2 separate regions of the Homo sapiens genome follow, and region 1 is linked to region 2. Evidence: read pairs that join two places in POLR2A ChIA-PET (ENCODE). Cell type or tissue: A673. All regions are shown on one strand. Links, peaks and the distances in the headings refer to the core of each region. The heading gives the core; the rest is flanking DNA.

Region 1 (10,158 bases), core at 3,454-8,453, 64 kb after region 2:
AAAGATTAATACTTCTGGTGAAAATACATTATGATAAAAATTTTGTAAAAACTAATGTGTCACTGGATCAGGATTAACATCTTGGAATACTCTACCATCTACTTAAAATTGTTGGGCCAACATATCAATTGTAGTGAAGCCATTTTATTTACTAAAACAAAGAGAGAAAAATTCCTAAAATATATTCGCATCAACATATCTTCTACCAGCCTGGATCCCTCTGGTAATTGGGATTTATTAAAAGGCCCTGCCAGGTAGTGAGGACTCACAAAAGTCTCAACATCCAGCCCCCAGCAGCACTAAGGCAGATGTCTCTTCCCTCTGATGACAGTGCTACTACCTCTACTGCTGTGTGTGTCTGAGTCTTTGTACAGAATGCTACAAGAATTGTACCAATTTCAAGAACTCTGCAGGGCAACATTCCCACACCACTGGCCTCACTCCTAGCTAGCCTGTATTAATGGCTGCCTTTGGCCAGACATGGTTTCTAGTTCCTGCATCTGGAGGCCAGGTTGGCAGGCCACCTGACAGAAAGCTGTCAGTGCATGCAGAAGAGCTCCCTGTGGAAGGGGCACTTGGTTTGGTGGAATCCTCTCCAGAGACATGATTTTTGTCAAGGCTTCCTTTATGGTATTTACTACTTTCATTTAATGTCATTCCCTTTCCCCAAACACACACACACACACACACACACACACACACACACACTAAAGCCTTAATAGTTTTGTCCTCTTTGAGTTTTCAGACACTTCATTATCTGCTATCTCATTTTATCCTTTCAGGAATTCCTTAAAGTTGTTAGATTATCCCATTTGAATATCCCATTATCCCATTTGAAAGATGAGAAAATTGAAGTATAGATGGGCCAAGCTCTGACATTTAGCTAGTGACATCCTGGGAGCAAGCATCCAGCTTTGCTGACTGCAAACCTCTCCGTCTTTCTACCATACCACTTTCTGTCACTTGCCTATTTCCTCTTAGCTTGCCCAGTACAGATGTTTATTCTCTTATTTTCTTCTTTTTTTTTTTTTTTTTTTTTTTTTTGAGATGGAATCTCGCTCTGTCACCCAGGTAGAGTGCAGTGGAGCAATCTTGGCTCACTGCAACCAACCACCTCCCTGGTTTGAGCGATTCCCCTGCATTAGCCTCCTGAGTAGCTGGGATTACAAGTGTGTGCCACCACGCCCAGTTAATTTTTGCATCTTTAGTAGAGACACATTGTCGCCATGTTGGCCAGGCTGGTCTCGAACTCCTAACCTCAGGTGATCCACCCACCTCAGCCTCCCAAAGTGCTGGGATTACAGGTGTGAGCCACTGCACCTGGCCTAATCCCTTATTTTCTAAGGTGAGAGATATTTTACCAAGCCAGTCTTGTCTGGGGAGGGATATTTCTAAGGGATTAAAGGACAGCCATCTAAGTCTTGGCTATAACAAGGGTCATCAAGTGAGGCCCTGTCAGCAATATGAAAGTTAAGAGCTGAGTTTTGTGCCCTGTAATTTTCTAATAGCTCCACAGCGTATGTGCTATGTATATTTGGTAAAGCACTCCTTAACTACATCCTTCCTTCCCTTCGTAAGAAGATCTGAATGTAGGAAAAAGGAAATTAAATATGTATTTGAGTAAAAGCACTTGCTCTAACTGAGCCAACCCAGAAAATGGCCAAAGGTTCAAAATTAAATATTACCCATTATTTATGTTTGGAAGCTGTCAGAGAAGAATTTACATGGGATGAAGTTGTTCTTTGCAGGTACTGACTTCCTGATATATGTTACTAGAGACTGGAAACTAATCATAAGATTTAGATTTCAGATACAGCCAGTTAGCATCTCAGTGGTGTCAACAGTATAAATATACTCTTCTGGGAACCTACAAGAAAACTAAAAATCTGTGAACACATTTTTAATTTACCATGCATAAATAAAAGTAGAAGTTTTCTTTGCTTGGTAGAGTTTTGTTTGGGTTTGGATTTGTAGTATTCATAGTTATAATTCCATTGTCAATCTTTGGTCTTAATAAGCAGGCCTGGCAGGAACTCTTTATTTTGTAAGGAATCAAAATGACAAACTACAGCTTATCACTTACAGGAGAGGCATCCTTTATCTGTGGAATTTTAACTGTAGTAATCAGTAAGTATTCTCAAACAAACTGACAGAAATAGTCCTTTTTTTTAATGTTTAAACAACACTTACTGTTTCTGATTATAAAAGTAACACATGAGCAAGGCAGTGGAGCATATGGACTGAGACTGCTGAGTTTGGAGTTGGAGAGGCTCTGGCTGTGTACATACCGGGTCAGTCATGGCCATGGGACCAGAACTGTCTAAGCTTCAGTTTCCTTGTGTATAGAATGGGGAGAAATTGGCCGGGCACAGTGGCTCATGCCTATAATACCAGCACTTTGGGAGGCCAAGTAGGGATGATTGCTTGAGCCCACGAGTTCAAGACCAGCCTAGGCAACATGCTATCTCTACAAAAAAATTTTTAAAAATTAGCTAGGTGTGGTGGCACGCGCCTGTAGTCCTAGCTATTTGGGAGGCTGAAGTGGAAGAATTGCTTGAGCCCGGGAGATTAAGACTGCAGAGAGCTGAGATCACACCATTGCACTCCAGCCTGGGGTGACAGAATGAGACCCTGTCTCAAAAGAAAAAAAAAATTACTTGAAAATGTTTTCATGACCCTTTAATACTATAACATATGACTATATAATTAATCATATTTCCTTGTGAGATATCTCAGTTATTTCTAATATTTTACCATTATAAATATTGTTACTTCAAGGGTTGAGTTATTAGGTTAAAGGCTAAAGAGTTTGAAGAATCTTAAAACTTTTTTTCTTTTTGCACTTCTCTGAGGTTGAACATTTTCATGTTTATTAATTACTGGCATTATTTTAGTGAAATGCCTTTTAGTGAATAAATGCAACTTGCAAAGCTTTTTATATTGGATCTCCAGTCTCTGAAATAGTGCCAGGTACATAATACTCAGTAAATATTTGGCATGGTGAATGAATGAATGAATGGCAAGAATATTAACACTTTGTCTACCATATTTGTTTCAGATGAGGTCATTGTGCCTCTATACGTGCACAATGATAATGCTGTCTTGGTTCTTAGTCTTTACCTATTTTTTTTCCATTCTTTTCTTCCCCCACAGTTCATCCATGAGCTCGGATTTCCCACATTACAACTTCAGGATGCCTAATATTGGATTCCAGAATCTGCCTCTCAACATATATATTGTGGTTTTTGGTACTGCTATATTTGTCTTCATCCTTAGTTTACTCTTCTGTTGCTACTTGATTAGGTAACCAATTTTCATTCTATGTTACTTCAAAATATGTTAAATAATCAATAATCAAGTTTCTGTCCTCAGATTTTTTTTAAAATGAAGTATGATAATTGGCAAATTTTTAAAAAATTAAGATGGCTTACCGTTTTAATCTGTGCATTAGTAATCAGTAAAACACCTTTATATGATCTTCAATCTTATCTACTGATGAAGTGTTTTACTCTGTAGGAGAAAATTGTCCTTATTTATTTTTCTGCCCTTCTACCTGGTAAACAGATACACGTATGTCATTGTCTATCTCCAAGATTTAATCTACTCTCACAGAGATTTCAAAATTGCTTTTCAAGGTGTGGCTTCCTTGTTAGCTAAGGTCATTAGGTATCAGAAAAGTAGGGAAGGCTGGGCGCAGTGGCTCATGCCTGTAATCCCAGCACTTTGGGAGGCCCAGGCGAGTGGATCACCTAAGGTCGGGAGTTCTCGACCAGCCTGGCCAACATGGTGGAACTCCGTCTCTACCAAAAATACAAAAATTAGCTGGGCGTGGTGGCTCATGCCTGTAATCCCAGCTACCTGGGAGGCTGAAGCAGGAAAATCACTGGAACCCAGGAGGTGGAGGTTGCAGTGAGCCAAGATCGTGCCATTGCACTCCAGCCTAGGCAACAGAGCGAGACTCTGTCTCAAAAAATAAAATAATAAAGAAACATAGGGGATGCTCCTTATATCTCATAGATATGTTGACTGCTTATGACTTTTATTTCTTCCTCCAAATTAATTAAATACTTGAGACAAATATAATTGTAATCTACAGAAAAAACCTTTATAAAACCTGTTTATTTCCAGAAATTCCTTTTTCTGACATTTCTATTAAACTATTATTAAAATAATTAGATCAGCCAGGTGCAGTGGCTGACGTCCAAAATCCCAACACTGGGAGGCTGAGGTGGGCGGATTACCTGAGGTCGGGAGTTCGAGACCAGCCTGGCCAACATGGTGAAACCCAGTCTCTACTAAAAATACAAAAATTAGCGAGGTGTGGTGGTGGGCACCTGTAATCCCAGCTACTTGGCAGGAGAATCCCTTGAACCCGGGAGGGAGAGATTGCAGTGAGCCAAGATCGTGCCATTGCAGTCCAGCCTGGACAACAAGAACAAAACTCCGTCTCAAAAAAAAAAAAAAATAGTTTGATCACAGTGTTCTAGGACAATGGGATATAAATATCATCCAAAAATGTAATTAAGAGTAAAAAGTTTAGCACTGTGTAAAGTAACTGTTAACTGAAGAAGTCCCAAAAAAAGTACTGCCACTTTTAAGTTCTAGACTTGGGGTGTTTGTAATTGTAAACACCAAAGCATTTGTGTTTGTCTATTTGTAGACAAGCACCTTCCTTAGTGGAAAGAAAAAAAAATGAGGTACATATATGTAAATACTTGCTGCAGCATTTAATATATTTTTGTGTTACACTTTTTGTTGCATCGTAAACACATTTATTATTACCAATGGACAATGAGTTCTTTATTGTTATTATTATTATTATTTGAGATGGGTTCTCACTCTGTTACCTAGGTTGGAGTGCAGTGGCACAGTCTCTGCTCACTACAGCTTTCCTCCTAGGCTCAAGTGATCCTCCCACCTCAGCATCCCAAGTAGCTGGGACTACAGGTGCCTGCCACCACACCTGGCCAATTTTTTTTGTATTTTTGGTAGAAATGGGGATTTGCAATGTTTCCCAGGCTGGTCTGAAACTCCTGAGTTCAAGCAATCCACCCGCCTCAACCTCCCAAAGTGCTGGGATTACAGGGGTGAGCCACCACATCTGGCTAGACAATGAGTTAAGACTGTTCAACTAGTTCAGATTTTTACATCTCTTTCTAGCAAGAAAAGACAAGGTTTTGTGTGTTTATACAAATGTTAATATTACTGCAATTCCAATATAATAAAGCACTCAAATATAAATTAATAATAGTTTGATAAACATTATGTAAATATTCAGCATTTTTTAAAATTAGAGAATTAGCCATAGCATATATAGGACCTCAGAATATAAAAATATGGTTTTTTTTTCAGACTTACTAGTTTTTTTTGATAATTCCTCTACGAATGTTGATTTAACTTAGAAATATGTAAATTTAATATTCAAAACCAAATTATTTTTTAAAGAGGCAAAAAATATAAAAATATAACAAAATGTAAAAAAAAGAAAATGTTATTAAGGGAGGGTTATCATATGTAAAATATTTAATTCTAAAATATATAGCTCATAATATAGTTTTCATTACTATGTCAAAGAATTAAGTAAGCCTTTAACTTTAAACAAACAAAAACCCACTAATGTACCAATTTGTGATTCTGGGCAAAGTTTTTGAAAAGTAAGTTATGAAACACCCTTTTACCTCATTGTATTCCTTTTAATAATCAAGCAAATAAGTAAAGTGATAATGAAAAAATAATGATATGTACTTAATTTTATCCTTTTGTATCTTTTTTTTTTTTTTCAAGATAGTGTCTCACTCTGTCACCCAGGCTGGAGTGCAGTGACATGAGGCTCACCAAAGCCTCAACCTCCTAGCACAAGTGATCCTCCCATCTCAGCCTCCTGAGTAGCTGGGACTCTAGACACCCACCACCACACCCAGCTAATTTTTTTATTTTTTGTAGAGACGAAGTCTCAGTATGTTTTCCAGACTGGTCTCCAACTCTTGGGCTCAAGCAGTCCTCCCAGCTCTGCCTCCCAAAATGCTGAAATTATAGGCATGAGCCACCACACCCAGCCTTATCCTTTTTTATAATCAGCCTAACAGGCCGGGTGCAGTGGCTCATACCTGTAATCTCAGCACTTTGGGAGGCCAAGGCAGGCGGATCACTTGAGGTCAGGAGTTCAAGACCAGCCTGGCCAACAAGTGAAACACCATCTCTACTAAAAATACAAAAATTAGTTGGGTGTGGTGGCACACGCCTGTAGTCCCAGCTAATCGGGAGGCTGAGGCATGAGAATCGCTTGAACCCTGGAGGCAGAGGTTGCATTGAGCCAAGATTGTGCCACACTCTACCCTGTCTCAAAAAAATAAAAATTAAAAAATTTAAAAATAAGCTAACAAAGCAAAGAAATTAGGATCTGTTACACTAAAATTGAATTATCATGTTTAATCAGAAATGTTCAAACATTTCTAAACTTCATTTACTAGTCATTGGTACGATTGTTTTTTGTTTTGTTTTGTTTTGTTTTGAGATAGAGTCTTGCTCTGTCACCAGGCTGGAGTGCAGTGGTGCAATCTTGGCTCACTGCAAGCTCTGCCTCCCAGGTTCACGCCATTCTCTTGCCTCAGCCTCCCGAGTAGCTGGGACTACAGGCGCACGCCACCACGCCCAGCTAAATTTTGTATTTTTAGTAGAGATGGGGTTTCACCATGTTGGCCAGGATGTTCTAGATCTCTTGATCTTGTGATCCGCCTGCCTCAGCCTCCCAAAGTGCTGGGATTACAGGCATGAGCCACCGCGCCTGGCCAATTTTTAAAATTTAATCATGAGGTAAGGAGCTTTCCTTTGTGATGATCCTAATTTGTTACCTTTAACACTTCAAATGGTAAATTGGGATTTAACAAGTCTTTGCAGTTAATCTAGAGATCTGTGGAGTCAGCTCCTCCAGAATTACCCTAGCTCATTTTTTATGATAACCTAAGCTCTCCAGCACCTTCCCAGGAGGTTCTTCTGTTCTCCAGAGAGCTCCCTCCAGTCACCACCACTGGACTCATCAGAACCATAGGAAGACTATAACTTAGGTCTAAACAAGACAGTCACTACCAACCACAGTCTTACACAGGATTGTAGTATAGAATGTGCTGACTATGGTAGGGCTGTGAACAGGGCACTACTGGAGCACAAAAGAAGGGCATCTTACCTTGCTAAGAAAGATCCTGTTTTATAATGAATTATATAATATTCTAATTTATGTTTGTTCATATTTTTTCCCTGATGGTTATTTGTTGTGTTTGTTATATCTCAAACACTCAGAATCGTGCCTGGCACGATATTAAGCACTCGATAAGTATTTGCTGGGTGAATGAATGAACGGTTCCCTAGTAGGAAGTCATTAGATATGCCTAAAACTAAAAAATCAAGAAGTACCAACACAGGCAAGTTATTTAGAAACATGAAAGTCAGGATCAAAATAGTGAGCTAAAGGGGGAAAAAATGGGTTATCTCTTGAGAAGAGGGCAGAGGACTGCTGATTTTTTGTTATTAACCCTGTAGAGCCACATATGACAACATATGTAACTTGGATAAAATTATAAACAAAAAATAGAGGGGTGATGCATACCCCAGTTACCCTGATTTGATCATTATACGTTGTATGCTTGTATCAAAATATTACATGTACCCCATAAATAGTACAATTATTGTGTATTATGTTTTAATAATACTCAAAAATAAATTTTGAAGAATACAGGGAAATTTTGGGGCTACAGTTATTATGAGGTCATGAACCAAGATAATGACAGTAGATCTAGAAAAGATGTTGTGGTTGTAAGAAATACTTGGGAGGTGAAAATAAACAGAAATTAATGACTGGACATTAAGGACAGAAGGGGTTTAGAATCTTTCTTGGACTTCTGGCTTAGGCAGCTGGGTAGATAGCAATCCCTTCCGAGAGATAGAAAATGAATGGGCACATTTTAAGTGAAAAGATGATAGATTCCATTTCAGAGATGGGGGTCTGAAGATGTTTAATACTTAGTTGGATGTGTAGCTCTAAAGCTTGTGAGAAGTCTGATCTGGAAATAGGAGGTCATGTAATTAATAGGTAGAAGCTGAAGCCAGGAGTGTTGCCTAGAGAGAATGTGTATAGTAAAATAAAATGGGCCCAGGGCAGAATCCTAAGGAAACATTGATATTTAAGAGGAGCCCTTAAAAGAGACTGAGAAGGGATAGCAGGAGATAAGAGGAAAATCGAGGCTGGGAATGGTGGCTTACGCCTATAATCCCAGCACTTTGGGAGACCGAGCTAGGTGGATCACCTGAGGTTAGGAGTTTGAGACCAGCCTGGCCAACATGGTGAAACCCCATCTCTATTAAAAATATAAAAATTAACCAGGCGTGGTGTCACATGCCTGTAATCCCAGCTACTCAGGAGGCTGAGACAGGAGAATCGCTTGAACCCAGAAGGTGGAGGTTGCATTGAGCTGAGATTGCGCCACTGCACTCCAGCCTGGGCAACAGAGCAGACTCCATCTCAAAACAAACACACACAGGGGCACAGAATATTGTGAGAAAGATGCCCTACAAGTAGTGTTTCAATGGATTGAGTCAATTATGTCAGCTGCCAACAAAGAGGATAACAATTGAAAAGTTCACATTACATTTGACAATAAGGTTTTGCATCCTTAATCTTTGGTAGAAAAATTTCAGTAGCATAGGGAAAGGGATGGTAGAGGCTATAATGGGGCAAAACCTGGCTAGTAGGTGAAAGTGGATACAAGGAATATAACTCTGTCTTTGAAGAACCTTGGCTGGAAAAGATTAGGTTGAGGGGAGGAGTTGCTGTAGAATCAAGGAAGTATTTTAGTGCTGGGTTTTTTTGTAAGATAGAGATTTTGGTATGTGTATGCATATATTAAGGAGAATGAGCCAATTGTGGAAGATTTATAAGAAAGAATAAATCATAGAGGTGAAAAGAGACACACATAAGAGAGATAGCAATATTATTCCTAAGCAGGAGAACACCTTTTCCTAAGACAGAGATGAGGGTAGCTGTAGAAAACAAAATATATTGTAGCCATGTGGAGCTGGGAGTGAGAAAGCTTGCATACATCACAGCCCCCTTTATTTGTGTAGTAAAAAATTGACAGTTGAAAATTATAGGGGAGGAAGTGATAGGGTAACACTTAAAGAGAGTGGCAAGGGTTTGAAAGAACCACTGCATGAAAGCTTAGGATACTGAGCATGAATAGATAGAAGGATTAGAGAGCAATGTGGAGAATCAGGCTGAGACTGGAGACCACAAATTTGCAGTGGCCATAAGCTACACGGTTTTATCATTTCTCTAGCACTGTTCAGCATTGTTAATCATGCCTTCTTAAATACTTTTTAGATATCTATTTAGCAGTGCAAAATAAAATAGTGCAATGTAAAATATTAGATAATTAATGGGAGTTAGAGTAATGGAGGAATCAAATTAACTTCATAGAATGAAGTTAATTTAAGGGAGAACTTTCTAGAAGGGATGAATTTTGAGCCACAGATGGAAGAAAAAGGTGAGCACAAATTGATCCATGCTGTAGCTGGAAGTAACAAGTTCAGTTTTGGGAAAACATGCAGATCTAATTAAAAGATTCAAACAAGCAAAATGAATTAACAAATAAAGCCTCATTTTAATGACTTCTAATGGAATTCATTTTATTTATTTTTTATTTTTATTATTATTATTTTTTTTTTTTTGAGACAGGGTCTCAGCCTGTCACCCAGGCTGGAGAGCAATGTCATGATCATAGCTTACTGCAGCCTCAACCTCCCAGGCTCAAGCAATCCTACCTCAGCCTCTCAAGTAGCTGAGACTATAGGCACACGCCATCATGCCTGGCTAACTTTTTTTCTTTTTTTGAGACAGTCTTGCTCTGTCACCCAGGCTAGAGTACAGTGGCATGATCTCAGCTCACTGCAACCTCCGCCTCATGGGTTCAAGCAATTCTCCTGCCTCAGCCTCCCGAGTAGCTGGGATTACAGGCGTGTACCACCATGCCTGGCTAATTTTTGTATTTTTAGTAGAGACAGGGTTTCACCATGTTGGCCAGGCTGATCTGATCTGGAACTCCTGACCTCAAATGATCCACCCGCCTCGGCCTCCCAAAGTACTGGGTTTACAAGCATGAGCCACTG
Region 2 (10,158 bases), core at 3,533-8,532:
TTATTTGCAGAAGATATGAGGATCTACATTGAAAATTTCAAGAAAATTCCCACCAAAAAAACCTCTTAGAACTAATAAATGAGTTTATTCACAACGCACAACATCAGCATACAGTTTTATATGCTGGCATTGAACATACAGAAACTGAAATTTAAAACCCAATAACGTTTTCAATCACTCAAAAAAAAAAAAAGAAAAACCTAGGAACAAATCTAACAAAACATATATAGGATCTGTATGATAAAAATCGCAAATGCTGGTAAAAGAAATTAAAGATCTAAATAAATGGCTAAACATACCTTGTTTACATTTTGGAAGAGTCAACATAATAAAGATATAAGTTTTCCCAAGATTTATCTCCAAGTTTAATACAATTCCTATCAAAACCCCCAGAAAGGGTTTTTATAGACACAGGCTAATTTATTCTAAAATTTATATTAAAAGGCATGGACCCTAGAATAGATATAGCAATTACGTAAAATAAGAATAAAGTAAGAGGAATTTCAAGAGTTATTATATAGCTACAGTAATCAAGACTGTGCAATATTGGCAAAGGGATAGACACACAGATCAATGGAACGGAATAGAGAATCCAGAAATAGATCCACACAAATAAGCCAACTGATTTTTTTACAATTTTTTTTTTTTGAGACAGGGTCTAACTCTGTTGCCCAGTCTGGAGTGCAGTGGCATGACCATGGCTCACCGTATCCTTGACCTGCTTGGCTTAAGCGATCTTCCCACCTCAGCCTCCTGAGTAGCTGGGACTACAGGCACACACCACCACACCTGGCTAATTTTGTTTATTTTTTATAGAGGTGAGGTCTCACTGTGTTACACAGGCTGGTCTGAAACCCCTGAGCTGAAGAGATCTTCATGTCTTGACCTCCCAAAGTGCTAGAATTACAGGTGTGAGCCCCCTGCCCAGTGCCAACGGATTTTTGACAAAGGTGCAAAAGCAATCCAGTGAAGGAAGGATAGCCTTTTCAACAAATTGTACTGTAACAATTGGACATCCAAGGGCAAAACAAAACAGTGAACTCCAACCAAAACGTGACAACTTATACAAAAATTAACTCAAAATGAAACATGAACTTAAATATAAATGCAAACATTTTAGGAAACAACTTAGGGGAAAATCTTCAGGATCTAGGGCTAAGCAAAGAGTTCTTAGGATTAACAGCAAAAGTGCAATCCACAAAAGGAAAATTGGATAATTTAAACTTCATCAAAACTTTTACTCTGTGAAAGACCCTTTAAGCTGATGAAAAGACAAGCCACAGACTGAAAGAAAATATTTGCAAACCACATGTTTAACAAAGAACTATTATCTAGAATACATACAGAGCTCTCAAAACTCAAGGGGAAAAAAAATCCCACAAATAATCCACTTAGAAAATAGGCAAAAGATATGACCAGCCATTTCACTAAATAGAATATACAGATGGCAAATAGAGATAAGAAAAAAAAAGTTCACCATCAGTAATTACGTGAGAAATGCAAAGTAAAAACTACAATCAGTTATTACTACACACCTATCAGAATAGCTAAAATAAAAAGTTATGACAATAACAAATGCTGGTGAGAATGCAGAGAAACCAGATCACTCATACATTGCTGGTGGCAATGTAAAATGGCACAGCCACTCTGGAAAACAATTTGGTAGTTTCTTACAAAACTAAACATGCAACTTCCATGTGACTTAGCAATTGCACTCGTGGACATTTATCCCAGAGAAATTATATTCACACAAAAACCCATATACAAATGTTCATCACTATCTTATTGTGTTGACTCTTTGTAACACTTAAAACTGGACATGATCCAGATACTCTTCAAAAGGTGAATGGTTAAACAAACTGTGGAACATCCATACCCTGTAATACTACTCAGCAATAAAAAGGAACAAACTACTGATTCGTGCAACAATTTGGATGAATCTCCAGGGAAGTAGTATGCTGAGTAAACAAAGCCAGTTCTCAAAGGTTGCATACAGCATGATTTCATTTATATAATATTTTGAAAGGACAAAATTATACAGATGGAGAACCCTCATTCATAGTTGCCAGTTAGGGAAAAGGCGGGTCGGGAGGGAGGATGCAGGTGTGATTATAAAAGGGCAAGGCTGGGCGCAGTGGCTCGCGCCTGTTATCCCAGCACTTTGGGAGGCTGAGGTGGGCAGATCACGAGGTCAGGGGTTTGAGACCAGCCTGGCCAACATGGCGAAACCCCGTCTCTACTAAAAATACAAAAAATCAGCGGGGTGTGGTGGCACGTGGCTGTAGTCCCAGCTACTTGGGGGGCCAAGGCAGGAGAATCGCTTGAACCTGGGAGGCAGAGGTTGCAGTGAGCCAAGACCATGCCACCGCACCCCAGCCTGGGCGACAGAGCGAGACTCCGTCTCAGAAAAATAAATAAATAAATAAATATAAATAAATTAAAGGACATCACAAAAGATCCTTGTGGTGATTGAACTATTTTTTATCTCAACTATGGTGGTGATTACACGAATCTATACATATGATAATTGCATAGAATTAAATACATGCATACACACAAGTCCTATAAAACTAGGGAAAATGGAATAAGATTGACGTTATCAGTGTCAATCTCCTGGCTATGATACTATGGTATAGTTATGCAAGATGTTACCATTGGGGGAAACTGGGTGAAGGCTATACAGAATTGTTCTGTATTATTTCTTATAACTTCATGTGAATCTACCATTGTCTCAAAATTAAAAGTAAATTTTAAAGAAAGTTCATTAGAAAGAAACCTAGAGGAATATAGGTGTAGACAATATAACGGATTTGAAAGAATGCATTTGAGAGCAAGCATTCACCCACATATACAGAATAAATCCCCAAACTCAGTAGTAAGGAGAGTCACATGATGGTGGATGTCTAAGGAAAAGAGCTTGGGCCGGGTGTGGTGGCTCATGCCTGTAATCCCAGCAGCACTTTGGGAGGCTGAGGTGGGCAGATAACTTGAGGTCAGGAGTTTGAGACCAGCCTGACTAACATGGTGAAATCCCCATCTCTACAAAAAAATACAAAAAGTAGCCAGGCATGGTAGTGGACACCTGTAATCCCAGCTACTCAGGAGGCTGAAGCAGGAGAATTGCTTGAACCTGGGAGGCAGAGGTTGCAGTGAGTCAAGATTGTGCTACTGCGCTCCAGCCTGGGCAACTCTGTCTTGAAAAGAAGGAAGGGAGGGAGGGAGGGAGGAAGGGAGGAGGAAGGAAGGGAGGAGGAAGGAGGGAGGGAGGGAGAGAGGGAGGGGAGGGGAGGAAGGGAAAGACAGAAGAAGAGAGAAAGACAGAGAGATGAGAGAGGGAGAAGGAAGGAAGGGAGGGAGGGAGGGAGGGAGGGGGAAAGAGAGAAGGAGAGAGATGAGAGAAAGAGAGAGGGAGAAGGAAGGAAGGAGAGAGAGAAAGAGAGGAAGGAAGGAAGGAAGGAAGGAAGGAAGGAAGGAAGGAAAGAAGGAAGAAACCCATTCAGGTTTGGGGGATGTAAGTACAGTGAGAACCCTGGATAGAGCTTAGGGTGGCAGTTAGACTCCCAAATAGAGATAGCTGTGTGCACATGAGGCAGGTTGAGACAGCCTTGCCAGGGCTGCCAAGAGCCAGCAAAGTGTGGAAGTAAAAGAATGAGTTGTGCACACCTGAGAATAACCCAAAAATAAAGAAGTGCCTTAGATAATCTACTAAGTTCCCCTGGCCCAGCACAGGACCTTGGAATACACTGGGCGTCAAGAGGCACACAGGAGCGGCAGCCAGCCCCCAAGGAATCACACAATCCTGGGTGTGGCTGGAGCCAGCGAGGATTTCTGTGAGCTGACTGCCAGAGACAGGATACAAAGAATACACTGTGAGCTGACTGCCAGAGACAGGATACAAAGAATACATCTCAGTGGTAAACTAAAAGCTTTACCACCATGCAATATATCCATGTAACAAAACTGCACTTGTACATTTTAGATGTATAAAAAATAAGTTAATCGCAGGGCGCAGTGGCTCATGCCTGTAATCCCAACACTTTGGGAAGCCGAGGTGGGTGGGTCACCTGAGATCAGGAGTTCGAGACCAGCCTGGCCAACATGGCGAAACCCCGTCTCTACTGAAAATACAAAAATTAGCCAGGCATGGTGGCATATGCCTGTAATCCCAGCTACTCGGGAGGCTGAGGCAGGAGAATTGCTTGAACCCAGGAGGCAAAGGTTGCTGTGAGCCAAGATCGCGCCACTGCGCTCCAGCCTGGGCAACAGAGCAAGACTCCATCTCAAAAAAAAAAAGTTAATTTAAATATTAAATTTTCTTTAAAGAAGCAAAGAGACCCAACTGATAACACAGATAAATTTAAAACATAACATTCTGGCTGGGCGCAGTGGCTCACGCATGTAATCCCAGCACTTTGGGAGGCCAAGGCAGGTGGATTGCATGAGCCCAGGAGTTTGAGACCAGCCTGGGCAACATGGCAAAACCCCATCTCTACAAAAAATAATACCAAAATTAGCCAGGCATGGTGGCGTGTGCCTCTGGTCCCAGCTACATGGGGATCCTTGAGCCCTGGAGGTCAAGGCTGCAGTGAGCCATAATTGTGCCACTGCTCTCCAACTTGGGCTACAGGGCAAGACCCTGCCTGGAAAAAAAAAAAAAAAAAAAAAAACAAAGACATAACTTTCTGAATAATAGAACCTAAACAAATCAATTATTCTCATTATTCACAAGTTGGATTTAGCTTCTGTTATATCCTTTGTCTTTGCTTGAATTGAGTTTTGTATTAATAATCGAGGGATTGAATATGGACTGTATGAGCTTGTGCTATTTAAACATTAAGTTTTACATGCAAAGCACCCTTGTAAACCATAAATACAGTGAAAATCTAAGATAAATGTTTTTAAAAGTGCTTTGCCCATCCTATATATGAAAAGTAGCCTTTAAAATTGGCCTATTGAGAAGAAATCCAGGACTTTTCTCTCTTTATCCAGCAGAATGAATTTAAGAATTTATAGTATATATTTGCTTCCCTTCACATACAACAATAAAAATATTTGGGTTGGGTTGGAAGCAGCTGACGCTGCCAGTGTCTTACACATCACCCTTGGCATTCGCCCCTGCACATGGAAAGCTGCTTAATGTGAACATCTGTTGCTTTCTGCCTGGGGGCTTTTATTTCTAGTCACAGGAACATGCTTGGTCTGTGCACAGGGCAAGCCAGAAGTGCTGGAGAGTGAAGGCCCTAAGAAGTAGCACTCAACCACTGATGGACAGGGAGTTGGTAGATAAAAATCCCAGCTTTTTCGCTCCTTGGGCTGGATAGAGCTGAGATGTGTGCTCTGCACTGGATCCCAGAGTCTCCAGCAGGGTGAGCTTGTTTCCCACAGTGGTAGCTTGCTTGCTGACATATCCTGTATTGGCTTCTTTCCCTTCCCTGTCTCACTCCGCTAACTGGTGCTTCCTGAGATCACCTCCCACATAAACTACTTGCACTTGAATTCTTGTCTTAGCATCTGCTTTGGGAGAGAACTGAAAACAAGATCAGTGGTAATTGCTGGTTAGTGCATAAAACTAAATGCACTGTGTTAAATGAAAGAAACCAGATCTGAAAGGCTTCATACTGTATGACTGCATTTATCTAACGTTCTAGAAAAGGTAAGACTATAGGGAGGGAGAAAAGGTCAGTGGTTGACAGGGTTAAGGGGGAGGCAAGAGGCTGACTGCAAAGGGGAGCTATGAGAGATTTTTGGGGGGTGATGCAACTGTTCTGTAGCATGACTGTGGAGGTAGTTACATGACTCTGCATTTTCAAAAGCCATATAACCGTATACAGTGCCATGAAGAATACATGTCACTAAGGCACAATAGCCTTAAAAATACATGTAATTCACTTAGCCTATCCTTGACATGTAGAGAGGATAATCCTGAGATCCAGGGAGGAAAAATGACATACCCAGATCTTATACCTACTTCAAGAGTAAGTCAGGACTAGAACCCAAGCCTCAACAGTATTAGGCCAGTCCTCTTTCCAACAGTATGTGGGATCTCTGTCCTTTATCTAATTTACCTCAAAAGTCTGTGCTTCTAACAAAAAGTGGCTATAAAGATGGCAATATGACAGTAGTCACTTTGGTGATGACAGTCTTTAACATATCTATCTCTTGAGTCTCTCTGCTCCAATCCTCCAAGTTTCATCATCTCAGCCTCATAGGGATTCCTCATCCCTCTCCCCTGTGTTGGATCTCCCATTTCCCACATGTTGTGTCTTTTTCTTTGGGTTACTCCCTTGGTTTGGTGGAGCACATCCTTAAATTACTTCCCAGAAAAGGAAACATGGGATGTGCATATCTGAAATTGTCTTCATTCCACTCATTTCTTGATTGTTTCACTGTATATAGAATTCTAGATTGGAAACAATTTTTCTTCAGAATTTTGAAGATATTACTCTAGTATTCTACCTTCCAGTGTTGCTGGAACAATTCCAGTGAAGAGAAGTCTGGAGCCATGCTGATTCTTAAGACTTAGTATATGACTTATTCTTTTATTTGTTCAAGCTTGTGGAATCATCTCTTTATCCTTAGGGCTGTGAAATTTCACAATTATGTGCCTTGGTTAAACTAGGCAAACGGTGAGCCCTTTTGACCTGGCAATTTATGTTTTTCAATTTGGGAAATTTTTCTTGAATTATCACATTGATGATTTCCTTCCCTCCTTTTCTGAAATGCTTGTTATTCAGATGTTAAACCTTTTGGACTATTCCCCCTACATTCCTCATCTTTTCTTTCCTGTTTTTCATTGTTTTGTCTTTCAGATCTATTTTCTGTGAGATATTCTAGACATTTTTCTCAAGCCATCCATTGAATTTTTCATTTCTGCTGTTGTGTGTATGTGTGTGTATGTGTGTGTGTTTATTTTAAAGCTTATTTTTTGTTTCTTGTCTCAAAATAGCATCTTATTCTTGTTTCATGGGTGTAATATCACCTCTTATTCTTTTTTTTTTTTTTTTTTTTTTTTTTTTTGCATCAGAAAGCCTTATTTCCATTTGGTCCAAGGCTTGTTAGGGTAGTTAAGAAAGCTGCCTATTGGCTGGAGGGAGAGGCTTAGGCAGAAGCCCTATTACTTTGCAAGGGGCCCTTCAGAAGTCGCTGGGCTCATAAGGCTCTTAGACGTGCTTGAGAGTGAGCCTTTCGAAGAGATACTCGCCCAGCCCAGCCTCTGGGCCTCCCAGCCTGTGGAGGTTCGTCAGGTGGTCACCCATCTTCTTGATGAGCTTCACTTCCTCATCTAGGAAGTGAGTCTCCAGGAAGTCACAGAGATGGGGGTCCATGTGGGCAGAATCCAGGGCATGAAGATCCAAAAGGGCCTGGTTCAGCTTTTTCTCCAGGGCCATGGCAGCTTTCATGGCATCTGGGGTTTTACCCCACTCATCTTCAGCTGGCTTCTTGATGTCCTGGAAGAGAGCGCGGCCGCCACGCTGGTTTTGCATCTTCAGGAGACGCTCGTAGCCCTCGCGCTTCTCCTCGGTCAATTCGCGGAAGAAGTGGCTCACGCCTTCCAGAGCCGCATCATCGCGGTCGAAATAGAAGCCCAGAGAGAGGTAGGTGTAGGAGGCCTGCAGGTACAAATTGACCAGGCTGTTGACGGCTGCCTCCACGTCGGTGGAATAATTTTGACGAATCTGGGAGCTCATGGTTGGTCGCCAAGAAGGAGCTAACGACAAAAACGGTGCTGGCAGGTCCCAGAAGCAGGAGATAGCCGAGAAGATGGTCCCGGAGGTTGCAAGTGGAGAGGAAATTGGAGGGCGGTCGGAGGCTGGAAGACCGTCCCCGGATCTGTTCCGTCCAAACACTGTTGAAGCAAGAGACAGACCCACTGGACCGCCGAACTGCCTATCACCTCTTATTCTTAAAAATAAATCTTGGTTTCCTCCAACTTGCCTTTTTCTGTTTATTTTAATTATTAGTTTGCTTGCTTGTTTTGACTTGTTTTTATTGTTATTTATTTTCTATCTTCCATGTTAGCAGCTTTCCTCAGATATTTGGTAATCTGGTAATCTACAGTAGATGTTATTGGTGTTCTGCCCATACCTTCAGCTGCTATAAATCTCGGTCATAAATAGACCAGAGCTGCCACTTTATCTAAAGAATTGTCCTCAAGTAGGAACTACCTTGCCTGGGAATTCATGGCTTCCTCCCTGGCAGCCCACAGCCAGTGATTGATCAATATATGGATACAAAAGCTGGCCCTCTTGCTTCAAGGTGAGATCAACCCTGTGGTGCAATTCATGCTCCAGGGCTCCCTGTGGGTCAGACTGAGGCTAGACTCCAGCCAAGACCACATCCTTGCTCAGTTCCTTTCCATGCTCTTTCTGGAGGTGGAAAAAGGAGCTTCTTCTGAGGGCCCGCCCGCAATAAATCGCATGCATCTGAATCTGCATCACAGCTTCTGTTTCTAGGGAACCTAAGACATAATCTTTAGCTCTCTGCTCTTGATTAAGAGTAAAGGACTATGAAAAACCCTGAGTGCAGGAACTGGGCTTGTCAACTGTGATTCACCGTAGGGAGACATGGATGGTCGTTTACTGGAAATCTGAATGCCAGTATCCTTCATTCTTTCCCTTTTGGCTGGTCAGAGTGCTCAGAGAAGAGAGGTGGAGAGTAGCTGCCAGTGATTTGGGAAGTGATCAGAGAAGAAAGCTGAGGTTCTCAGCATGCAGTGAGGAAATAGTCACTTAACGCCCCTGTTCTCCACATGCCACCTTTGTCCTCAGCCACGCCTGGTGCCCCAGCCCAGAGATCCTCCTTTTTACTCTCTCCGGAGGTGAAATCTCCAGCCCTCTGCCTGATGAGAGAGAGAAACCTGCTGCTCGGAGAGTGGAAGAGGGGAACTAAGATTTTAACTGCTTCCCAATCACCTTTCACCCAGTTATCCTGATTCTTTGGCTTGCCCAGTACCAGAGATATCTAGGACTGCCAATTCCCATTTTTTTTTCTGTTTTTCTTTCTTTCCCCACCCCCCCTTGGATTTTGCCATGAAAATAGGGCTACTCTTAACTTTCCCTGGGTTTCAGCTTTCTTGGGGCTGCTGAGTCGATTACCACTCACCCATCTGTTTTCTATCTTCCAACTTATTTTTCCCCCACTATTGTCTACTCTGTTCTCTCTGTCCTCATGAGTTTGTGTCTTTAAACAAAATCCCTTTATAATAGTTTTAGTGAGTTTTGGGAGGAGCAAAAGTAGATGGGTGGATTCAATGCACCATCTTAACCTGGAAAAAAACTCCAATGGTATTAGGGAGATGTCTCCTCCCTGCATTCCCCTCCTTGTGAGCCCCTTTGGATGACAGACAGGCAAGTGAGAAACTAAGTAATGGAACCAAAGGCCTGGGATGGAAGCCGTGTCTCCCCATGGACAATGCTGTTCCACTACAGAATCCAAGCTTCTTCCCTCAGTCATGGCCTGAGTCAGCCTTTGAGGGAATAAAGGGCTGGAGTCCAGATTATGATGGCGTAGGTTGGAAGGGTAGGAAGCCAAGAAAAACTAAGGAAGCCTGCCTGGAGGAAGCACTGCAGCAGCAGGAAAAGCAGAAGATACAGAGTCTCTTTATCTGCATGGTGTCCTTATCTCCCAAATGAGAGAATTCATCTCTTCCAACTCTGCATCTATGACTCTGTGGGGATAAAAGTCACTCCAGAAAGCCTGTCTGCTTTCTTGCCCTGTTCCTCTTTCCCGTCTGTTGCTTTGGGATGAGGTGATAATGATTGGGAACTATTTGGGTAGATTGGATAGGTTGAAATGGAGGAAAAAGAAAACCAGCATAGTTCCTTTTTCCTAGAATGAGTTATGGGCAAAGATATATCATTCCACTTTATTCCTTTCTCTTTAAAGCTCAGGCCTAACAGAACCTAGCAGAGAGAAAAGGCAGTGATATAATTGGCTGGGGGAAATTGGAGGGGCAGAAGCTGTGATGATGGTGGTAGCCAAATGGTGGTCACAGCTGTGGGGGTTGTGTAATCAATAACTGGAGGAGCTTAGCAGAGCGGCTTGCTTTGTTCCATAGATGTAACTTGAAAGTACCCTCTGGGAGGCTGAGCTGGGCAGATCACTCAAGGCCAGGATTTTGAGACCAGCCTGGCCAACATGGCAAAACCCTGTCTCTAC

The links. ChIA-PET counts read pairs that join two places held together with the same protein. Peaks named below come from ENCODE experiments on the same cell type or tissue, not always from the same donor. Only the 100,000 strongest peaks of a DNase experiment are listed, where the experiment ranks them.
Region 1: POLR2A ChIA-PET joins it to region 2 with 8 read pairs; 6 of 35 experiments call an interaction of 5 or more read pairs at or near these places.

Annotation. Positions count from the first base shown.
Region 1 is chr20:3,957,020-3,967,177 of GRCh38, reverse strand. RNF24 (ring finger protein 24) reads left to right here. Exons shown (of 6, transcript NM_001134337.3): 2 at 3,154-3,303. The coding sequence starts at 3,161. Among named protein-coding and RNA genes, the nearest start is that of MIR103B2, 45 kb to the right of the region's middle. In A673, for the core only: no CTCF peak of the experiment used is centred there; no DNase peak of the experiment used is centred there.
Region 2 is chr20:4,021,447-4,031,604 of GRCh38, reverse strand. It overlaps the pseudogene FTLP3. Among named protein-coding and RNA genes, the nearest start is that of RNF24, 11 kb to the right of the region's middle. In A673, for the core only: a CTCF peak has its summit at 5,358; DNase peaks (open chromatin) are centred at 3,554 and 5,424; H3K27ac peaks cover 1,315 bases.